Linked DNA regions of Homo sapiens: region 1 is linked to region 2. Evidence: read pairs that join two places in POLR2A ChIA-PET (ENCODE). Cell type or tissue: Panc1. All regions are shown on one strand. Links, peaks and the distances in the headings refer to the core of each region. The heading gives the core; the rest is flanking DNA.

The links. ChIA-PET counts read pairs that join two places held together with the same protein. Peaks named below come from ENCODE experiments on the same cell type or tissue, not always from the same donor. Only the 100,000 strongest peaks of a DNase experiment are listed, where the experiment ranks them.
Region 1: POLR2A ChIA-PET joins it to region 2 with 7 read pairs; 8 of 35 experiments call an interaction of 5 or more read pairs at or near these places.

What each region holds. Positions count from the first base shown.
Region 1 is chr17:73,102,434-73,113,316 of GRCh38, reverse strand. No RefSeq gene overlaps it. Among named protein-coding and RNA genes, the nearest start is that of SLC39A11, 15 kb to the right of the region's middle. In Panc1, for the core only: no CTCF peak of the experiment used is centred there; no DNase peak of the experiment used is centred there.
Region 2 is chr17:72,971,055-72,981,937 of GRCh38, reverse strand. All of the region lies in intron 4 of SLC39A11 (solute carrier family 39 member 11), which reads left to right. Among named protein-coding and RNA genes, the nearest start is that of SLC39A11, 120 kb to the left of the region's middle. RefSeq lists an enhancer at 3,534-4,034. In Panc1, for the core only: no CTCF peak of the experiment used is centred there; a DNase peak (open chromatin) is centred at 7,037; H3K4me3 peaks cover 1,392 bases; H3K27ac peaks cover 2,760 bases.

The DNA of each region.
Region 1 (10,883 bases), core at 1,888-9,887, 130 kb before region 2:
TTAGGCCTTTGGTTCTCATCACATGGAGACAACCTCATTCTGCAGCTGGCCTGTTGAAGAGCTAATGAGGTGAAGAAAATTCTTGGGAAACGATGGATTAAAACAAATCGTGGAAACTTTCAATTGCAACTGGCTTTCCAAAGAGTTGGGTGTTTTAAACATCTAGGTGGCCGTGGATATAAACACAGGGTTTATTTTATTGTTTGAGAGTCTTGTGTTGAAAATTAGGAGCCCTGGGTTTCGTGACTGTGTTTTGATACCTACTTTAGGTCTTATTGTTTAAGCTCAATGAGCCTTACTTTCTGTATGCAACCTTTTTTTATACCTTATTAAAATATATTTAAATTATAAAAGGAAGATAACATTACAGAAAGAGGAGGAAAACCTATGCTCTTATCACCGAATGCCCCAACTACTTTAAATTATTAGGAATTATCTGCCAGTCTTCTGTGATTTGCATATTACTTTTTTTTTTTTTTTTTACCATTGCAAGGACAAGTAGCATATATTTTTGAATCCTGCTTTTTTCACAAGCTTGATATCATAAATATTTCCTATAGTCCTATGATGTTTATCATTTAGCAAATGGCATAAAAGTCCACTGCACTTATGCTCTGTAGTTTATTTAACCTTTTGTTGAGCATTAAGATGATCAGTATCTTTTTTCCCCTTATATTTTGAATAGTTTTATTAAGCAAGTTCCTGGGAAATCATATTGATGGGTCAACACCCAACCTACTCTAGTGGGAGTGGAAGGCACAGGGCAATTTGTAGGGTGCCATCATTTAATTAGACAAATGATTTTTTGAGTGCCTTTAATGTGTGAGGCTTTCTGTGTGGGTTATTATCTGTTACAGGGTCCGACTGAGGTTTCCTGAGTATGTGGTGAAGCCTTGCTGATTAGGATGACTTTAGGTAAAAGACCAATGTGAGTCTGTAAAGTCTCAGTGACATATTATTTTAAAATAATCGTAGAAGTCTCACCATGAAAATAGCTATAGTATTCACACCTCTCTCTCTCGATGTCTCAAGACCTGGGCAGAGAACGTCAGTTGTTTGTCGGAGGATGTACCTGGGAAGTCCTCGAAGCATATTTTTTTTTTTTTTTTTGAGTTGGAGTCTCGCTCTGTCGCCCAGGCTGGAGTGCAGTGGCGCGATCTCGGCTCACTGCAACCTCCGCCTCCTGGGTTCACGCCATTCTCCTGCCTCAGCCTCCCGAGTAGCTGGGACTACAGGTGCCCACCACCATGCCTGGCTAATTTTTTGTATTTTTAGTAGCGATGGGGTTTCACCGTGTTAGCCAAGATGGTCTCGATCTCCTGACCTTGTGATCTGCCCGCCTCGGCCTCCCAAAGTGCTGGGATTACAGGCGTGAGCCACCGCGCCCGGCCTGTCCTTGAAGCATTTTTATTAGCTTTGGTATTCTGACTTGTTTCCCTGTAGTTTTGCTTATAATAATCATTTTCGTGGTTGAGCTGCAAAGCTACGACTCAAATCTGACAGCCTAGGGTGATTAGGGGCTCACCAGTGTGTGGAACGTGGGAGAATGGGGCCAAGGCGAGATCTGGGTGCTTCCATCTGTGAAGTGAGGGGCTTGGACCAGATGCTCTTGGAGGTTCTTCCCAGCACTAAATTCCCCGGTGGAAGTGACAGTGACCTTTAGCATTGGATTAGTTTGCTAGGGTTGCCTTAGCGAAGTGCTATAGGCAAGGTGACTTAGACAACGGACAATTTATTGTCTCTCATGTGATTCAGGAGGCCAGAAGTCAGAAACCAAGGTGTCATGGGGGTTGCTTCCTCCTGAGGACTGTGAGGGCTGTGAGGGAAGGATCTGTCCAGGCTTCTCTTTTTTTTTTTTTTTTGAAATAGGGTCTTACTCTGTCACTCAGGCTGGAGTGCAGTGGCACAATCGTGGCTCACTACAGCCTCCTTCTCCTGAGGCTCAAGTGATCCTCCTACCTCAGCCTCCTGAGTGCACCACTACGCCCAGCTAATTTTTTTGATTTTTTTTTTTTTTAGTAGAGATGGGATCTTGCTATATTGCTCAGGCTGGTCTTGAAGTCCTGGACTCAAAGATCCTCCCACCTCAGCTTCCTAAAGTGCTGGAATTACAGGTATGAGCTACCGTGCCTGGCTTTTCTCCTTGGCTAGTGGATGGCCATTTTCTTCCTCTGTCTCTTCATACTGTCTTCTCTTAATGCGTATCTGTGTCCAAATTTCATCTCTTTTTTTTTTTTTTTTTTTTTTTGAGACACAATCTCGCTCTATCACCCAGGCTGGAGTCCAGTGGTGCAATCTCTGCTCTCTGCAACCTCCGCCTCCCGGGTTCACACCATTCTCCTGCCTCAGCCTCCCAAAGTAGCTGGGACTACAGGCGCCCACCACCACGCCTGGCTAATTTTTTGTATTTTTAATAGAGACGTGGTTTCACCGTGTTAGCCAGGATGGTCTCGATCTCCTGATCTCATGATCTGCCCACCTCGGCCTCCCAAAGTGCTGCGATTACAGGCTTGAGCCACTGCGCCAGGCCCCAAATTTCATCTTTTTTTTTTTTTTAAGGAAACCAGTCATATTGGATTAGGGCCTACCCTAATGACCTCACCTTAATTTGATTACCTCTGTAAAGATCCTCTCTCCAAATAATCACAGTCAGAGGGACTGGGGGTTAGGACTTCATCAAACAAATTTTGGGTTGGGGGTACACAACGTAACCCATAACAAGCTCACTGCAAACTGATGCATGGTCACAAGACTGGAAGCTGAATTAGGAGCTCTGGCTGTTTTTCTGTGAGGTTGAGATAGTCCCCATTAGCACAGGGAGGTGGTTTTTGTTTGTTTGTATTTAAATTGTTTTTGTTTATTTTGGAACAGAGTCTCATTCTGTCGCCCTGGCTGGAGTGCAGTGGCACGATCTCGGCTCACTGCAACCTCTGCCTCCCAGCAACCTCTGCCTCCCAGATTCAAACGATTCTCCTTCCTCAGCCTCCCTAGTAGCTGGAACAACAGCTGCCTGCCACCACACCTGGCTAATTTTTGTATTTTTGGTAGAGACAGGCTTTTACCATGTTAGCCAGGCTGGTCTCGAACTCCTGACCTCTGGTGATCTGCCTGCCTTGGCCTCCCAAAGTGCTGGGATTACAGGCGTGAGCCATCGTGCCTGGCCTGTATTTAAAATTAAGGATACAACAGAATGCCTTAAACTGGATGAGGCCTTGGTTCCAAATTCACAGCTGTGCTCTTCCAGTCTGGGACCTGGCACTGTTTTACTGAGGCAGTAAATCAGAAACTCAGAGCCTTCACTGAGAAAGGGACCTTGGACCTTCCCTGGTCCAACTCTTCTATTTCTCAGGACCAGAGAGGAGAAGGTTGCCCAGCGAGTTACTGGCAAAATCTGGGCTTAAACTGCCATGCCCTGGTCTCTTGTCACATGCCTGTGTGCTTCTGCCTTTATGCCTTTCTGTCGCTGCTGCTGCTGCCCTAGGGAAGAAGCCAGCAGGTCCTAGAGTCTGAGGCATCCACGGCCTAAGTGAGGAATACCTCCCTGAATGCCCACATGAGTGCTGTCGTTGACAAACCCACAGACCTAAACGAAGGTTTTGCTGAGCAAGAACTCAGGCTTCTGAGAAGGCTTTTCGGCTAAGAGAGATTTTACTATTTTTGTTTGTTTGTTTGCTTCTTTTGAGACAGGATCTCTTTCTGTCACCCAGGCTGGAGTGCAGTGGCAAGATGTTTGCTCACTCTGCCTCCTGGGCTTAAGCAATCTTCCTGCCTCAGCCTCCTGAGTAGCTGGGATTACAGGCACACGCCACCACGCCCAGCTAATTTTTGTATTTTTAGTAGAGACGGAGTTTCACCATGTTGGCCAGGGTGTGGTCTGGAACACCTGACCTCAAGTGATTTGCCCGCCTTGTCTTCCCAAAGTACTGGGATTACAGGTGTGAGCCACCTCGCCTGACCTATTTCACTATTTTTAAATTCACCTTCCATAAAAGTTTTTTGGGAAAAATTTAAAATGATGCATTTCAGGATAAGTTATCCTCCAGTGATTTGTCATGGCAGGGGATGGGGATGGGAGGTGGAGGGGTGGGCATGAAGGAGACAGGCAGAAAGGCTGGCGGGAAAATAGAAAGTAAGCTCATTCAGGACAATGGAGCTCCTACGTGGCTGTCGGGAGATTCATGCACCTGTCTACCTGTGCAGCCTTCCTCCTGATGCAGAAGGGTGGGGGAGAGTATGTCATGGACTCTTTTGCTCAGGGCAGTCCCTGGTGCTTGGGGGACTTCCTTGCTGGCCTTGTGGTAGAAATGGTAAAGTCAGGGTGTCATCCTTTCCTAGGCCTGCCATAAGAAAAATACTACAACATTGTCCAGGTGCAGTGCCTCACACCTGTAATCCCAGCACTTTGGGAGGCCAAGGTGGGTGGATCACTTGAGGTCAGGAGTTCAAGACCAGCCTGGCCAACATGGTGAAACCCCATCTCTACTAAAAATACAAAAAATCTGCCATGCGTGGTAGCGTACGCCTGTAATCCCAGCTACTCTGGAGGCTGAGGCAGGAGAATCACTTGAACCCAGCAGGTGGAGGCTGCAGTGAGCCGATATCGCGCCACTGCACTCCAGGCTGGGTGACACAGAGAGACTCAGTCTTAAACAAAACAAAACAAAACAAAACAAAACCCATACAAAATACTACAAAACACCACAAACTGGGTGGCTCAAAGCTACAGAAATTTATTCTCTTACAGCTCTGGAGGCCAGAAGTCTAAAATCAAGGTGTTGTCAGGGTCGTGGTCTCTCTGAAGGCTTCAGGGGAGGATCCTTCCTTGCCTCTTCTGGCTTCTGGCGGCTCCGAGCGTTCCTTGGCTTGTGGCTGCTTCACTCCAATCTCTATTTCTACGTTCCCATGGCCTTTTCTTCTTCTCTGTGTCCCTGATTTCTCCCCTTTGGTCTCTTACAAGCACATATGTCATTGAATTTAGGATTTAGCTGGTTAATCTGGATGATCCCATAAGATTTTTTTTTTTTTTTTTTGACACGGAGTCTCACTCTGTCGCCCAGACTGGAGTGCAATGGCACAATCTCAGCTCACTGCAACCTCTGCCTCCTGGATTCAAATGATTCTTCTGCCTCAGTCTCCCGACTAGCTGGGATTACAGGCGCCCGCCACCATGCCCGAGAGATTTTTGTATTTTTAGTAGAGACGGAGTTTTACCATGTTGGCCAGGCTGGTCTTGAACTCCTGGCCTGAAGTGATCCGCCCGCTTCAGCCTCCCAAAGTGCTGGGATTACAGGCATGAGCCACCACGCCCGGCCCCATCTCAAGATTTTTAATTACATCTGCAAAGACTTTTTATGAATACAACGTTACATGCACAGGCACAGCGACTGGGATTTGAATGTCTCTTTTTGGGGCCACTATTTAACCCCTATGCAGGTCTTCTCAAGTGACCTTGCACAGCGGCCATACGTTTCCACCCCCGGCCTTGTTCCCATCCAGAGCTGTCTGATGGGGTCTGGAGAACCTTGGGGTCTCTCTCGACTGTGGACAGTTGAGGGACCAGCTCCCACCTTGTTCTCCTCTGCATCTATGGGAGGTGCTCTTCACTCTTTTCCAGGAGTTCTCCTTCCCATCATCCCATCCTCTGAAGGCTCCTGGCTTGCTGGTCTCATCCCCCGGGGTGATGATAACAGCAAGAGACCACCCTCCTCCCTGGGAAGGCCCACCCTGCTTTTTCCCTGACCCTATCATCAGCCCTCCGTGAGCCTCAGCTAATTCACATGGGATGAGTTTTGTTTCTGCTCCCACTCTGAGAGAGGAATTAAGTTTCTTGGAATCCCGTTCCTTCCCCATTCCCTGGGGCCTTTTAGGCTCTGTATAGACCTCTAAAAAAACTCCTGCTTTTTGAGGACTCATCCCATATTGCAACAATCATATTAAAATGCTCCCCCATTCCACATTAAGTGCTTTTATTCCTTATGAAAGAATCAGAAAGATTTTTATAATTTTGCTTTTGAAAGTATTTGGCCCCTAAGCATATTTGATTTACGATTGACTGCGATTTCTTGGCCATCATTGTGCATACTTAGGAATTCTCTTGAAGTCAGAAAAGCTAAGCCTTAGATTGCTTTTTGAATGTAATTAATTTTTTTCTTTCTCTTTTTAATGACCCAGCAGCCAACAATGGGAATATAATTAAATTTTTTATGAATACCAAAGTCAATACTTAAAAGGTTTTATAGACATTTAGTTAAATATTATATTTAGATTTCTACAGTTTTTTTCCTTTTGAGCCAATATCTATTTTTTTAAATTCTTTTTTTAAAAATTAAATTTATTTGGCTGGGTGTGGTGGCTCACGCCTGTAATCCCAGCACTTTGGTAGGCTGAAGTGGGCAGATCACTTGAGGTCAGGAGTTTGAGACCAGCCTGGCCAACGTGATGAAACCTCGTCTCTACTAAAAATACAAAAATTAGCTGGGCGTGGTGGCGGGCACCTGTAGTCCCAGCTACTCGGGAGGCTGAGGCAGGAGAATCACTTGAACCTGGGAGGCGGAGGTTGCAGTGAGCCGAGATCGTGCCACTGCACTCCAGCCTGGGCGACGGAGTGAGACTCTGTCTCTGCAAAAAAAAAAAAAAAAAAAAAAAAAAAAAAAACCAACTTATTAATTCATTAATTTATTTTTAAGACAAGGTTTCACTCTATTGCAGAGATGTGATCGTAGCTCACTGCAGCCTCTATCTTTCTTTTTTTTTTTTTTTTTTGGTTTCACTCTTGTTGCCCAGGCTGGAGTGCAATGGCACAATCTTGGCTCACTGCAACCTCTGCCTCCTGGGTTCAAGTGATTCTCCTGCCATAGTCTCCCGAGTGCTGGGATTACAGGCATGCACCACCACACCCGGCTAATTTTGTATTTCTAGTAGAGATGGGTTTTCTCCATGTTGGTCAGGCTGGTCTTGAACTCCCGACCTCAGGTGATCTGCCCGCCTCGGCCTCCCAAAGTGCTGGTGCAGCCTCTATCTTTTGGGTTCAAGTGATCCTCCCACCTCAGCCTCTCAAGTAGCTTGGACTGCAGGTGTGCACCATCATACCAGGCTAATTTTTAAAATTTTTTGTAGATATGGGGTTTCACTGTTTTGCCCAGGCTGATCTTGAGCTCCTGGCTTCAAGCAATCCTCCCATCTCGGCATGTCAAAGCTCTGGGAATACAGACGTGAGCCACCAGGTCCATCCCACTTAAAAAAAAAAAATTAACCATTCCTCACACCTGAGAGCTTAGAGACCCCAGATAGTGGTCCACTAGTTTCTGATTGCTGAGAAGATGGTCTTACCTTCTTTCTTACCTAGCTTCTCATTTCCATTGGGAATTGAAATTTCTCCTTCTCAAATCCCAGGCTCCCCCGGCAGGATGTCCAATTCCCATTCCCAGGCTCCTGGGGTTTCTGCTGCTTCCCTCCCTGGACTGGCTTAGATCAGGACTTCCCGTTCTGGCTGTGGGTATTGCACTTTTTTGCATTTTGCTTTCCCTCCATCCAGAACTTCTACTTCTGAATCTCTCTGTGGCTTTTTTTTTTTTTTTCTGAATAATCAACCCTGGCTGATTTTCCCATTTTGACACTGTGGGCTTCATTCTGGGCCTGCCACATCAGCCCAGGGATGCGATGGGCTTCATAGACCTGTGGCTTGTGTGGTCACACAAGGCCCCATGTGCAGAAGGAACTGGGCTTGTTTAATGCTCTGCTGTCATGTCTTGAGATTGCTAATAATTTTATCTTTGAACTTGTGTTTTGTAAGCAAAGTTCAGTGAAACAATGGAGTCTCCACATTGCCAGGGGAGGGACATAGAAGAAAGGAAAAGCTTTATATTCTAGTTCCTTTAATGGCATTTTCCCCCCTGCTTTTTGAACCGGGGGCTTCCTATTTTCATTTTGCACCAGGTCCTGCAAATTATATAGTTGGTCCTACCTAGTCATGACAGTGAACGAGGACCCAGTATGGAACCTGGTGGTTCACAACATCACCGGAGAAGGGTGTCTGTGAAATGAGGTGTTTCCAGACAAAAGGAAGCGTGTTTTTCACGGCTGCTGTAACAGCTGATCCCAAACGTAGTAGCTTGAAACAGTACAAATTTATTATCTTACATAGTTCTGGAGGTCAGAAGTCCTAAACATCGAGGTGTCTCAAGGCTGCACTCCTTCTGGAGGCCTTAGGACAGAGCCCATTTCTTTGTCTTGTCCAGCCAACATTCCTTGGCTTTTGGCTGCATCACTCCAACCTCTGTTTCCCTTGTCGTTGAATCACCTCCTCTTAGTCTGACTCTGCAGTCTCCCTCTTTTTCTTTCTTTTTTTTTTTTTTGAGATAGAGTCTTGCGTGTTGCCCAGCCTGGAGCGTGGTGGTGCGACCTTGGCTCACTGCCATCTCTGCCTCCCAGTTTCCAGCGATTCTCGTGCCTCATCCTCCCAAGCAGCTGGGACTACAGGTGCATGCTACCATGCCCATCTAATTTTTTTTGTATTTTTAGTAGAGGCAGGGTTCACCATGTTGCCCAGGCTGGTCCCAAATTCCTGGCCTCAGGTGATCCACTGGCCTTAGCCTCCCAAAGTGCTGGGATTACCGCACTTAAGCCACCTCGCCTAGCCCTCTTTCTCCTTATAAGGACCCTTGTGACTGATTATGTGGGCCCACCCAGATAATCCAGGATGATCTCCTATCTCAAGAGGCTCAATCACATCAGCAAAGACCCTTTTGTCCTGTAAGGTGACATTTTCACGGGTTTCAGGGATTAGGACATGGACATCTTTAGGGGAAGGGAGGGGGTATGGTTCTGCCCAGCAGAGGAAGTTATTTGTTTTCCTTCTTAAATCTCTAAACATTCACCCAGGACACATCCAGGTTTTGTGGATTCTGAAACTTATACAATTTTGAAGGTCTTCTTTAAGAAAAAGTAAGAAATTTAGGTAGGAAAATGAATATTACTTTAGAATGAGAAAGAAATCACAAATACCTAGACTTTAGATTTAGGTCCTTTTCTTCTGAGATCTCTTTTGACAATTTATCAGCAGAGTTTACATTGATATGTAACTGGTCTCCTCCCCATCGGGAACACTCTCTGCTCACAGCAACCCACTTGCAAGTGAAGGCCCTGGGCCTGGCTGTGTTGAAACGCGTGAACGATTGTTCTCTCCTGTTGATTTGTCCTCACTAGCTAGAGTGACTCACTGGCTTCCAGCAGTGGAAGGCATGGATGTATTATGAGGAATAAGAAAAAAAGGAGAGAGGCAGTTTAATAATAAAATAGCTTTGATAATAAGCCTTAGTTTCTAATGCAGAATTGATCCAATTTCCGAAGCTTCTAGACTGGAAGCATCGTGAGGCCACGGTTGCATCTGCCTCGCCTCCTGGTGTGTACCCAGTGATCCAGACGTGCCTCTGACACAGGAGTGTGTGGTAAACATTTGCTGAGTGACTGAATGAATGAACAGATCATTTACATGATCCATGAAATTGTGAAAGAATAGCCTCAAAATAGAACTTAATTGTTTAGCAATTTCCCTTCGTAAGCGTATCAAAATGGCCTCCACAGAATTGCTTAATATGAGATGCCATTTGTTTGAAGCAACAAATGTAGAAATATGAGAAAAACTGATTTATGCCGATTATCATTTCAGAGACAGAGATGATTTCATATTCTGTCAGTGGTGGGGTTTTTTTTTGTGTAATAACTGGATATCTTATTAAGCTGGCAGTCAAGCAAGCTTGGTTTTGCATTTTCAATACCTGTCACAAGTCCAGGCGCGGTGGCTCACGCCTGTAATCCCAGCCCTTTGGGAGGCTAAGGTGGGAGGATCACCTGAGGTCAGGAGTTCAAGACCAGCCTGGCCAATATGGCGAAACCCTGTCTCTACTAAAAATACAAAAATTAGCCGGGCGTGGTGGCGTGCATCTGTAATCCCAGCTACTCGGTAGGCTGAGGCAGGGAGAATCGCTTGAACTCAGGAGGTGGAGGTTGCAGTGAGCAGAGATTGTGCCACTGCACTCCAGCCTGGGTGACAGAGTGAGACTCTGCCTCAAAAAAAAAAAAAAAAAAAAAAAAAAAACCTATCACAAAATCAGAAATGTTGCTCCTAACAATAGATGTGCGTAAAGTCAGTGAAACTGGCCAGTCACGGTGGCTCATGCCTGTAATTCCAGCACTTTGGGAGGCCGAGGTGGGCGGATCATGAGGTCAGGAGATCGAGACCATCCTGGCTAACATGGTAAAACCCTGTCTCTACTAAAAATACAAAAATTTAGCCAGGCGCAGTGGCGGGTGCCTGTGTCCCAGCTACTCGGGAGGCTGAGGCAGGAGAATGGCGTGAACCCAGGAGGTGGAGCTTGCAGTGAGCTGAGATAGCACCACTGAGGTCCAGCCTGGGCAAAAGAACGAGACTCCGTCTCAAAAAAAAAGAAAAAAGGCATCATGCTACCTGACTTCAGACTATACTACAAGGCTACAGTAACCAAAACAGCATGGTACTGGTACCAAAACAGAGATACAGACCAATGCAACAGAACACAGCCCTCAGAATTAATACCACACATCTATAACTATCTGATCTTTGACAAACCTGACAAAAACAAGAAATGGGGAAAGGATTCCCTATTTAACAAATGGTGCTGGGAAAACTGGCTAGCCATATGTAGAAAGCTGAAACTGGATCCCTTCCTTACACCTTATACAAAAATTAATTCAAGATGGATTAAAGACTTAAATGTTAGACCTAAAACCACAAAAACCCTAGAAGAAAACCCAGGCAATACCATTCAGGACATAGGCATGGGCAAGGACTTCATGTCTAAAACACCAAAAGCAATGACAACAAAAGCCAAAATTGACAAATAGGA
Region 2 (10,883 bases), core at 1,764-9,763:
TTAGCATCTTTCCACGTGTTTCAAAGCTGTTTGTATTTCCCTTTCTGTGAAGTGTCTGTGTCTTTCTCTTACTTTTCTGTTCCATGGTTGGTCTTTCCTAACTCATTATTTTGGAGCTCCTTGTGTATTCAGAAAATTATCTGCAATATTATTATAATTCTTTTCTCAGTTGGTCACTTGTGAGTCTGTTTATGGTGCTTCCAACCATGTAGATTTTTATTTAATTTGTACCTCTTTGAACTTAGTCTTTTTTGATTCATACTTAGTAAAGTCTTCCTCATTCCAAGAGGATTAAAAATACCTATTTTTTTTCTACAACTTGGTTTCCTTTTTTTTTTTTTTTGCATTTAAATATTTAATTCATCCAGAATCTATTTTGGTATACAAAGTGAGATAGGGATTAAAATAATCTATTTTGGTATAAAAAGTGAGATAGAGATTAAAATGTATGTATTTCCAGATGGCTCTCAGAAGTCTTGATACCATTTGTTGAATAATCCATCTTTTCTCCGTTAATGTAAATGCCAGCTATAAAATTTACTAAATCAGAAGATGTATTTACGTATTTGCTTCTGGATTTTTGTAGTCCTAAGGTGAATAATAAACTAGCCATTTAGCCAGCCATATGTGTGTATTGAGTGCTTGAAGTGTGACTAGTCCAGATTGAGATGGGCTATAAATAAAAAATACACAGTGGATTTTGAAGACTTACTAAAAATATATATGTATAAAATATCTCATTACCAATTTTTATATTGCTTACCTTATTGAAGTGAAACTATTTTGGATATATTTGGATAAAATAAAATATGTTATTACAATTAATTTCACCTGTTTCCTTCCCCTTGGTGATTGTGCCTACCAGAAAATTTAATGTTATATTTGTAGCTCACATTCTATTTTTTTTTTTTTTTTGAGATGGAGTCTCCCTCTGTCACCCAGGCTGGAATGCAGTGGCATGATCTCAGCTCACTATAACCTCTGCCTTCTAGGTTCAAGTAATTCTCTGCCTCAGCCTCCATAGTGGCTGGGATTATAGGCACCCACCATCATGCCTGGCTAATTTTTGTATTTTTAGTAGAGACGGGGTTTCACCATCTTGGCCAGGCTGGTCTCAAACTCCTGACCTCTTTGATCCACCCGCCTCAGCCTCCCAAAGTGTCGGGATTACAGGCATGAGCCACCGTGCCCAGCCTCACATTCTATTTTTATTATATGGTGCCGCTTTAATCTTTTCAGCTCTGCCTCTTCAGGTACTATTCTGTTTCAGTTGCTGCAACTTCACGTCTTATCATCTATTCGTCTTCTGTATTACTTGTATTACGTTCCTTTTCAAAAGTTTCTTGGTTATTCTTACAGCATATTTTCCCATGTGAACTTTAGCATCAGCTTGCGAATTTCAAGAACATCGTCTAGGTATTTTTTTTTACAAGCTTTGTTTCAAATTTCTACATTAACGTAGGCAGAAATGACAGGTTTATGACGATGAGCGTTTCTGCCTAAGAACAAAGCTCACCACTCCATCTATCCAGGCTACTCATCGCGTCTCCCAGTAGCATTTTAAGTTTTCTTCATAAGGACTTTTCATGTTTAGGGTTGAATGTATTCCTGGGTATTTCATTTCCTTTTATGAGTATTACAGACGGGGTCTCCTATTTCATGACATATTCCATCTGGCCGTTGTTTTTGCATAGAAAAGCTATTGATTTTGTCTTGAGCCACCACTAATTTTGTCTTGAGCCACCAAACAAAATACCTTTTTTTGTTAATAATCGTTCTTTAGATGATTCTTTGAGATTTGTACATGTACAGTAATATCTTCATAAATAAGCACCTGGGTCCCGCTATTGTTGGTGGGAGTTATAGATGCAAATAGGATGTCATGGTCTTAACAGAGCAGGGTGGCTGGGGACAGGAAGGGTGGCTGTCCCAGCTGGAGAGCTGGTGTAGGAATCAGTGGATCCAGCAGCAAGTCGTGGGAGAAGGATGCACCATTTTGGGGAGGTCATGGGAAGTGGGTGTGCTGCTTTGGGGAGCAAGTCATGGGAGGGGTGCTTGCCGCTTTGGGGAGCAGGTTATGGGAGGAGGGCATGCTGCTTTGCCTCCATCTACCTTGGGCAGTAGCATAGGTTTGAGACTCTGCCAGCTGCATCATCTGAGGTCTTGGTTTTCCAGCATGCTACCTGTTATAGGCAAGATTTGTTTTGGGGTCCTGTGTTGGAGGGAGGTGGGTTAGTGTGAGCTCTGCAGAGCAGCCTCCTTGCAGCTCAGCTGGGTAGGGACAAGGCAGGGGCCTGAACTGGCTCGATTTTCTGTGGCGCTTCACACATCAGGACCCAAATTTTCCCTTTTCTAGAAATTCTCAAGTTGCCCTCTCCTGAGCTTGTACTGATTTACACTTTCACCAGTAATGTTTGGGAATGTCTCTATCCGTCCCTCATCCCATTGCCTGCTCTGCTTCTCAAGACAGGTGAAGACAGACAGTATTTCCATGGATCAGATGTGCTCTCGGAGTCCAGGTTCCTCTCAGCATAACTGGAGTGAGAATTATCTGTCTCACTTACATAGCCCCTGTATTAGTCTGTTTTCAGACCATTATAAAGAACTGCCCAAGACTGGGTAATTTATAAAGGAAGGAGGTTTAATTGACTCACAGTTCTGCGTGGCTGGGGAGCCCTCAGGAAAGTTACAATAATGGCGGAAGGTGAAGGGGAAAAAGTAGCTTCTTCACAAGGCGGCAGGAAGGAGAAGTGGCAAGCGAAGGGGGAGGAGCCCCTTATAAAACCATCAGATCTCGTGAGAACTCACTCACTATCACGAGAACAGCATGGGGGAAACTGCCCCCATGATTCAGTTGCCTCCGCGTGGTCTCTCCCTTGACACGTGGTGATTATGGGGTTTACAATTCAAGATGAGATTTGGGTGGAGACACAAAACCTAACCATGTCAGCCCCAGAGCAAGGGCCTTCTTTTTTATCTTTGTAAAATTATGTTTCTGGCTAGTCAGTCACCTCATTGAAAGCAAGACCCAGACCTCATCCTTCTTTGTATCCCAGGGCTGAAGGCAGGGCCTTACCAGAGTTGGCGTGCCCTAAGTGTTCAATGATAACAGAGATGATTTGTTGTTTCCTTTCGTTCTCATGAACAAGTGCTGTTGGCACCTTTCCAAAAAGGTCTTGTGGACCCATCCTGTCCACTCCTTTCCACCCCAGCCTAAGGCATTACTGTCTCTGTCCCAGAACCTGGCCTCCTGACTGGTCCCCCTTACTCCCTCACCTCCACTTCCATGCTCCCCACAGTCTCCCCACCCCCTTCTTAGAAGCTCCCCAAGCCCTGTCCCACCTCCCGGCCTTTGCATCTGCTATTCCTTTTCTCTGAAACAGAGTTCCCGAAGCTCTGTGCGTGGCTGCCTCAGTGCAAATGTCTCCTCCCAAGCTCCTCCCTGACCCCCCACAATGTGCGTGGCTTTCTCTGTTTATTTCCTTCCTAGAACTTGTCAGCAACCTTCCTTATCCAGTTTGTTCGTTTGTATATTTTTTACTTCTTTATCATCGGTTTCCCCACCACAATGTAGGCTCCTTGAGGACAGGGACTTTGTTAGGCTTGTTCTTGGCCGTGTCGCCAACACCAGCACAGTGACTCACAGGGAACAATGCTCGGTAAATATCTGATGAAGGGAGGGAGGGAGCAAGGGAGGAAAGAAGGGAAAGAGGAAGGAAGGAAGGAAGAGGAAGAGGAAGGCAGGGAACGCCTAAGGGCAGGGAAGAGGGCTGTGGTTTGGGGTTTACAAATGGGGCCCAGACGACAGCCCAGATTCTCACTAGAACCTCCCCGTACTTCCCCTGCGTTCGCAGGCTGGAGGACGGCCTGGAAGATTCTCAACGACCACCCTGGCTAGGAATCCAATGATAGAGAAGCTTGCTCGGAGACTGACATTTTGCTGGTTTTTCTCTGGTGACCCGGTGACTCACTGCTGGTTGCTATTCCTGTGGCTTTGTGGGTGGGAGAGGCTCCTGGGAACAGGTGCCGATGCAGTCGGTCTCCTGGGCACCTTCGCTCTCCCAGGCAGCTGGTGGCTGGCCGTGCTCTCCAGGCCACCTCGGTACTTTACTGCTTTATTGAATAGGAAGCATTCATTCACTTTGGGAGCCGTTACCCTTTGGATAATATCACTACCGTTTCCCCAAACTCATTGTTGCTGTGTGGGGGTGTTTCTGTTCCAGCCCTTTGTTTGTGTGTTTTATGGAAGGTGCTAGCACTTCATGGTTCTTTCCCACATGTCCCTAGTCCCTCTCTCTGCTCTTTGCTCTTTCACTTTCTCTGATGCTTTTTCAGGTGGTTCATCTAAACTTGTCCCTGGTGTATCTCACCAGGGGTGGGGGTGTTCTCCCCTTGCCTCTGATATCCAAGACAGGTTTTATCTGCATGAACTAGGGCCTGGGGACACGCTCCTTTTCCTGCCCTGGTATTTTAGTTTTCTCTTGCTGTGTACAAATGATTATAAGTCTAACAGCTTTAAACAGCACCCTTTGTTAGCTCAAAACTCCATAGGTCAGAGGGTTGGGAGCACGTGGGTGGGTCAGCCGGTCGTGTTCTCATCTGGATTTCGGAGTCCCTTCCAAGCTCCTGTCTGCTGGCAGGATACAGCAGGGCTGCGGGAGTGAGGCCCCATGTCCTTTCTGGCTATTAGCCAGGGCCTCTCTCCACTCCTTGGGGCCGTCCACATTCCTTCCCATGTGGCTCCCTGCTTCTTCAGCCAGTCATGGCTCAGGCACTTTCTCACTTTCGAATCTCTCTGACTTCCCTTTCTGCCTTCACTGGACACAGCTTTCTGCTTTTCAGGGCTCCTGGGACTAGGTCAGGCCCAACCGGGTAATCTTATCCTAACGCAAGCTGTGACTCACAACACACCACAGCATGGTACTGATGGCGTGTCATAGTCATAGGTCCTGGGGATAAGGGCAAAACATCTTTGGGGGCACCATGTTAGAAATTCCCACCACTCCTGTCCCTTTGTAACATTGGTTACAATATATAATCCTGAGACCTAACAGAGACATTTCTTTTTTTCTTTTTTCTTTTTTTTTTTGAGACGGAGTCTTGCTCTGTTGCCAGGCTGGAGTGCAATGGCACGATCTCAGCTCACTCCAACCTCTGCCTCCCGGGTTCAAGTGATTCTCCTGCCTCAGCCTCCCGAGGAGCTGGGATTATAGGCACGTGCCACCATGCCAGGCTAATTTTTGTATTTTTAGTAGAGATTGGGGTTTCACCATGTTGGCCTGGATGGTCTCGATCTCCTGACCTCGTGATCCGCCTGCCTTGGCCTCCCAAAGTGTTGGGATTACAGGCGTGAGCCACCGCGCCCGGCCAACAGAGACATTTCTGTGCCTTTCTGCAAATGAGGATTTTCCCCCTCGGTGTCATTTTCCCAGCAGTGGTTGTTGCCCATTGATGATTCATACTTTCTCTAACATTTCAGTTATCACTCTTTTTCTTTTTAAGTGGAAAATTGGAATGGAGGGTGAGTGTGAGACCTAGGGACTGAGTTGTTGTTTGCCATGTCTTTATCCTTTTGTTCATTTATTAAAGAGGTGTGATCTTAAAGTGGTAGTTCTCAAAGTGTGTTTGGGGGACTGCCTAGAGTTTCCTCAAGATCCTTTCAAGGGAGCTGAGAGGTTAAAATAATAATAATAATTTAAAAATTCAAATATTAATTTTCATAAGAATGCTAAGACATTATTTGCCTTTTTTTTTTTTTTTTTTTTTTTGAGATGGAGTCGCGCTCTGTCGCTCAGGCTGGAGTGCAGTGGCATGATCTCGGCTCACTGCAACCTCCTCCTCCCAGGTTCAAGTGATTCTCCTGCCTCAGCCTCCCGAGTAGCTGGGACTACAGGTGCCCGCCACCACGCCCGGCTAATTTTTTGTATTTTTAGTAGAGACGGGGTTTCACCATTTCAGCCAGGATAGTCTCAATCTCCTGACCTCGTGATCCACCCGCCTCAGCCTCCCAAAGTGCTGGAATTACAGGTGTGAGCCACCACGCCTGGCCTATCTGCCATTTTCATTCTTGTTTTCTCAAAGCCTCAGTCCTTCTTGATACCTGCTCTATACACCATACCTGCTGTAGCCTTACTACCAGGACTTTTACCTAAGAAATAATACTGGCTAAGAAATAATGGTCTATTGTACTTCAGTCATTGTTCGCTTTCTATCTTTGTTACAGCAGCTGAACTGATACCCTACTGTCTTAGTCCATTTGGGCTGCTATAACAAAATAGTATAAAGTGGGTAGCTTATAGACAACAGACATTTATTTCTCACAGGTCTGGAGGCTGGGAAGTCCAAGGTCAAGGCAGCAGCAGATTTGTGTCTGTGAAAAGCTCACTTTCTGGTTCATAGAGGGCACCTTCTCACTGTGTCCTTACATGGCGGAAGGGGTGAGGCAGCTCTCTAAGACCTCTTTATTTTTAAAATTTATTTAATTTATTTTATTTTTTGAGATGAAGTTTTCACTTTTGTTGCCCAGGCTGGAGTGCAATGGCACAATCTCGGCTCACTGCAACCTCTGCCTCCAGGGTTCAAGTGATTCTTCTGGCTCAGCCTCCAAAGTGGCTGGGATTATAGGCATGCACCACCACACCTGGCTAATTTTTTTGTATTTAGTAGGGACAGGGTTTCACCATGTTGGTCAGGCTGGTCTCAAACTCCTGACCTTAGGTGATCCATGTGCCTTGGCCTCCCAAATTGTGAGGATTCCAGGTGTGAGCCACCGCCTGGTCTAGGACCTCTTTATAAGGGCACTAACCCTGGACCTAATCATCTCCCAAAGGCCCTACCTTCTAATAAAGTCATGCATTACTCAACGGTGGGGATACATGCTGAGAAATGTCTCATTGTTCAAACATCATAGAGTGTACTTACCCAAACAAAGATGGGATAGCCTACTGCACACATAGGCTGTAGGGTGTAGCCTATTGCTCCGAGGCTACAAACCTGTATAGTATGTTACTGTGTTGAATGCTGTGGACAACTGTAACACAATGACAAGTATTTGTGTATCTGAACATAGAAGAGGTGCAGTAAAAACATGGTATAAAAGATAAGAGGTAGTACACCTGTCTAGGGCACTCATCATGAATGGAGCTTGCAGGGCTGGAAGTTGCTCTGGGTGAGTCAGTGAGTCAGTGAGTGAGTGGTGAGTGAATGTGAAGGCCTAGGACATTACTATACACTACCGTAGACTTTGTAAACACTGTATACTTAAGCTACACTAAAGCAATCAAAATATTTTTCTACAATAATACATTGGCCTTAACTTACTGTAACATTTTTACCTTATCAGCTTGTAAAAACGTTTTGACTCTTTTGTAATAACACTTAGCTTAAAACACACTGTAAAGCTGTAGCTGTACAAAGGTATTTTCTTGTTTGATATCTTTGTTCTGTAAGCTTTTTTCTATTAAAAAATTTAAATTCCTTTTTACTTAATTTTTTTTTTTTTTTTTTGGTACAAAATGAAGATACAAATGCAAACATTAGGCCGGGTGTGGTGGCTCACACCTGTAATCCCAGCACTTTGGGAGGCCAAGGTGGGTGGATCACCTGAGGTCAAGACTTAGAGACCAGCCTGGCCAACGTGGCAAAACCTTGTCTCTACTAAAATTACAAAAATTAGCCAAGTGTGGTGGCGGGCGCCTGTAATCCCAGGTACTCAGGAGGCTGAGGCATGAGAATCAGTTGAACCTGGGAGGTAGAGGTTGCGGTGAGCCAGATCGCGCCACTGCACTCCAGCCTGGGTGACAGAGTGAGACTCCATCTCAAGAAAATAAAAAATAAAATAAGCACGAATGTTAGCCTAGGCCTACAAAGGGTCAGGATCATCCAGATGTCACTAGGCAATAGGAATCTTTCACTCTGTTATGATCCTGTGGAATCACTGTCTTATATGTCACCCACTGTTGACTTTCATGTCATCATGCACACAAGACTGGACTGTCACCTCGGAGCTTAGGAATCCACTGTATTAATTTTGGGAGGACACAAACTTTCAGACCATGGTACCTACTGAATCACTTACTGGCCAGGTGCGGTGGTTCATGCCTTAATCTCAGCACTTTGGGAGTCCGAGGTACGTGGATCGCTTGAGCCCAGGAGTTCAAGACCAGCTTAGGCAACATGGTGAAACTCCATCTCTACAAAAAATTTTAAAAAATTAGCTGGGCATGGTGGCACATGCCTGTGATCCCAGCTACTTGGGAAGCTGAAGTGGGAGGATCATCTGAGCCCCAGAGGTCGAGGCTGCAGTGAGCTGTGATTGTGCCACTGCACTCCTGCCAGGGTGACAGAGTGAGACCCTGTCTCAAAAAAGAAAAAAATCCACTTATCCTTTTGTCTTTCTAACAGAACTCCAATTCTGTTTGATCTAGCAATGTGCCTACCTATAATTCCTAGACCTACAGCCTCCCCTGCAGCCCAGGGAAACCATGTGAGGTCAGCAAAAGTCATCAGGGAGGTTGTCCCTTCTCATCTTCTACTTGCCCTTCCTTCTCCTGGAAACAGCAGGGTGGTCCTTGGGGTGCGACAGCCATCACTCAGGTGACAGAGTAGCCTGGTGCCCCCCCGGCAGTGCTGGGGCCACTGTACCCGCTGGATGGCTGACCCTGGTCCTTCTGCTGACCCAGACAAATAAACCTTTCCTGTGTAAGTCGCTGCAGTAGGGTTTTCTATTTCTTCTAATCAAACCTAATCTTAACTAGTTGTTTGAGCCAACTTTTATGCAAGGAAAAGATGGTTTCCATAATTTTTCTATGTTATTGTTTGTTCACGTTTCCTAAGGAAAGGACAAGCAGAAGGCAGCTTGGGGTATTTATGGTGGGCTTCGTGGTGTGCATGTGGGCACAAAGGGCTCAGCTGAAGCCTGTGTGGTCGCTGTCCAGGAGCTCGGTTGAAGGAGCTGGTCATGGTGTCCAGCAACCCACAGCATCCTTTTCCTTCCTGCCTGACCTACCACAGAGGTTGGTGTTTATTTTTGAGACCTGGACAAATTAAAAAGAATATCCAACAGGAGGGTTGGCCAAAACTTGACCTTGGCAGGGAAGGTCAGGACAGGAGGCCAGACAACTAAATGTGATGACCACAGTGATTTCCACGGGCAGAGCAATATCCTGTTTCTAAAGCCGGCTCCAAGAGGCCTAGTGAGGGCTGTCTTTGGTTGCTACAGTCTGGGAAGAGATCCTCATGGACCCCAGGAAATAATCTGTGTTTGGCAAATAGAGAAGAACAAACTTAGAAACAGTGACCTTTTCTTTGTAAGCTTCTCGGAGGGTTGTAATGATGGAAAATAATTATTAAGTCTCCGTTGGCTCAGGGCCCCTGAATGGAAATGGGAGAGGATATTGATTAGCTCAATGGCTCTTTAAAGAGCTCGCTGTGTTTGCCCTCATGCCTCATAAGCAGACAGCCTCTTTTCTGTCTCCATACTTATTGGATTTTAGATGGCAACGCACACAAATACTGCTTTCACTGAGTAAATATTAGGTTTACGATTGGATCGGGAGACCACAGAACACATCTATGAAATGGAAGGGTGGGGCGGTGATGTGTATTGCAATGCCCTTACCTGGCTGGGCTGTGAACACTTCATCTCACTTCCCACCCACTGATTTGCATCCTTGGCTCTCTGGACATGATGGGCCGTGATGGCTGTCACCCATGGGGAAGGGAGAAAGCGGTAACACCAATAACTATAACGTGTCCTTTTCTATTCTGTGGGATATGCTTTTATTCACTTATTTAGATTTGAGTGGCTGTGATTTTGTTACAGCAACGTTGAGACCGTTTTTCTTTCTCCTTCTCTGTTCCTTCCACTGCTAAGGTAGTTCCAGAATAGTATTTGGTTTAATAATGATTCTGGTGATGATCACAGTTCATATTAATTGAGGGCTTATTACATGCCAGGTGTCCTGGAAACTTCACACACACTGTATTCTCCTTCTAGAGAGAAGCTCGGGTCCCAACAGGTTGTAAGCAGAACTTGAGTCTGCAAACCGTAGGTGCTTTGTAGATAAAACCTGTCTCCCCAGATGGCTCATTTGGAATCCTGCGCCCCTCCCACCCAGCCCCTGAGTCTTCTCCTTTTTAAACACACTACAAACCAGTTTTGGTGTTGTAAGCCCACTTGTGTAGGTAGACTGTGGGGGTGGCATCCCGGTTGCATATGCTAGTAACAAGGGATACAGTTTGGTAGTCCTCCTGGGGGGCGGCCCGGCCCCAGCTGGGACAGCCAGGAGCTGCTGAGACCCGCCTTCACGTTGGTGCTCTGCTCACGGGGAGTCAAGCTTCCTCGAAATGCTGTTGATCACAAGTGCTGATGGCAGACTCTCTCCTGTGGATTTTATGTTTGCTTTCCATCTGGATGGGAAGTGGGAGAAAATGCATTCCCAGTCCAGAGGGTTTTGGAAATAAAGGGCTGAGATTTTCATTAAAATCGGGGGGCGCTGTGCCATTTCCTGTGGGAGGGGAAGTTGAGCAGTGGGCCCAGAGCTGCTTTCTTGCCACCTGAGAAGTAAACTGGTTTTTCAGAGAGAGAGAGAGAGAGAGAGTGTGTGTGTGTGTGTGTGTATGTGTGTGTGGAGGGGGTGAGCAGTGGTGCATACAAACCATGATTATTTCTGTAAGCAGATTTAGAGGTAACCGGCTACCAGAAATCTCATTTTAGTTCAAGTTCTCAACCGTTCCCAAATCTATCATCAGAGATGGTCATAGTAAATGAGTGGTTATTTGCATTTTATCGTCTTCCTTCTGGGTCACTCGTATGGTCAGCAGAGACTGATCAGAAAGCAGGGAATTGGAGAAACAAGAGGTCTGGGTGATTCAGAGGCAGG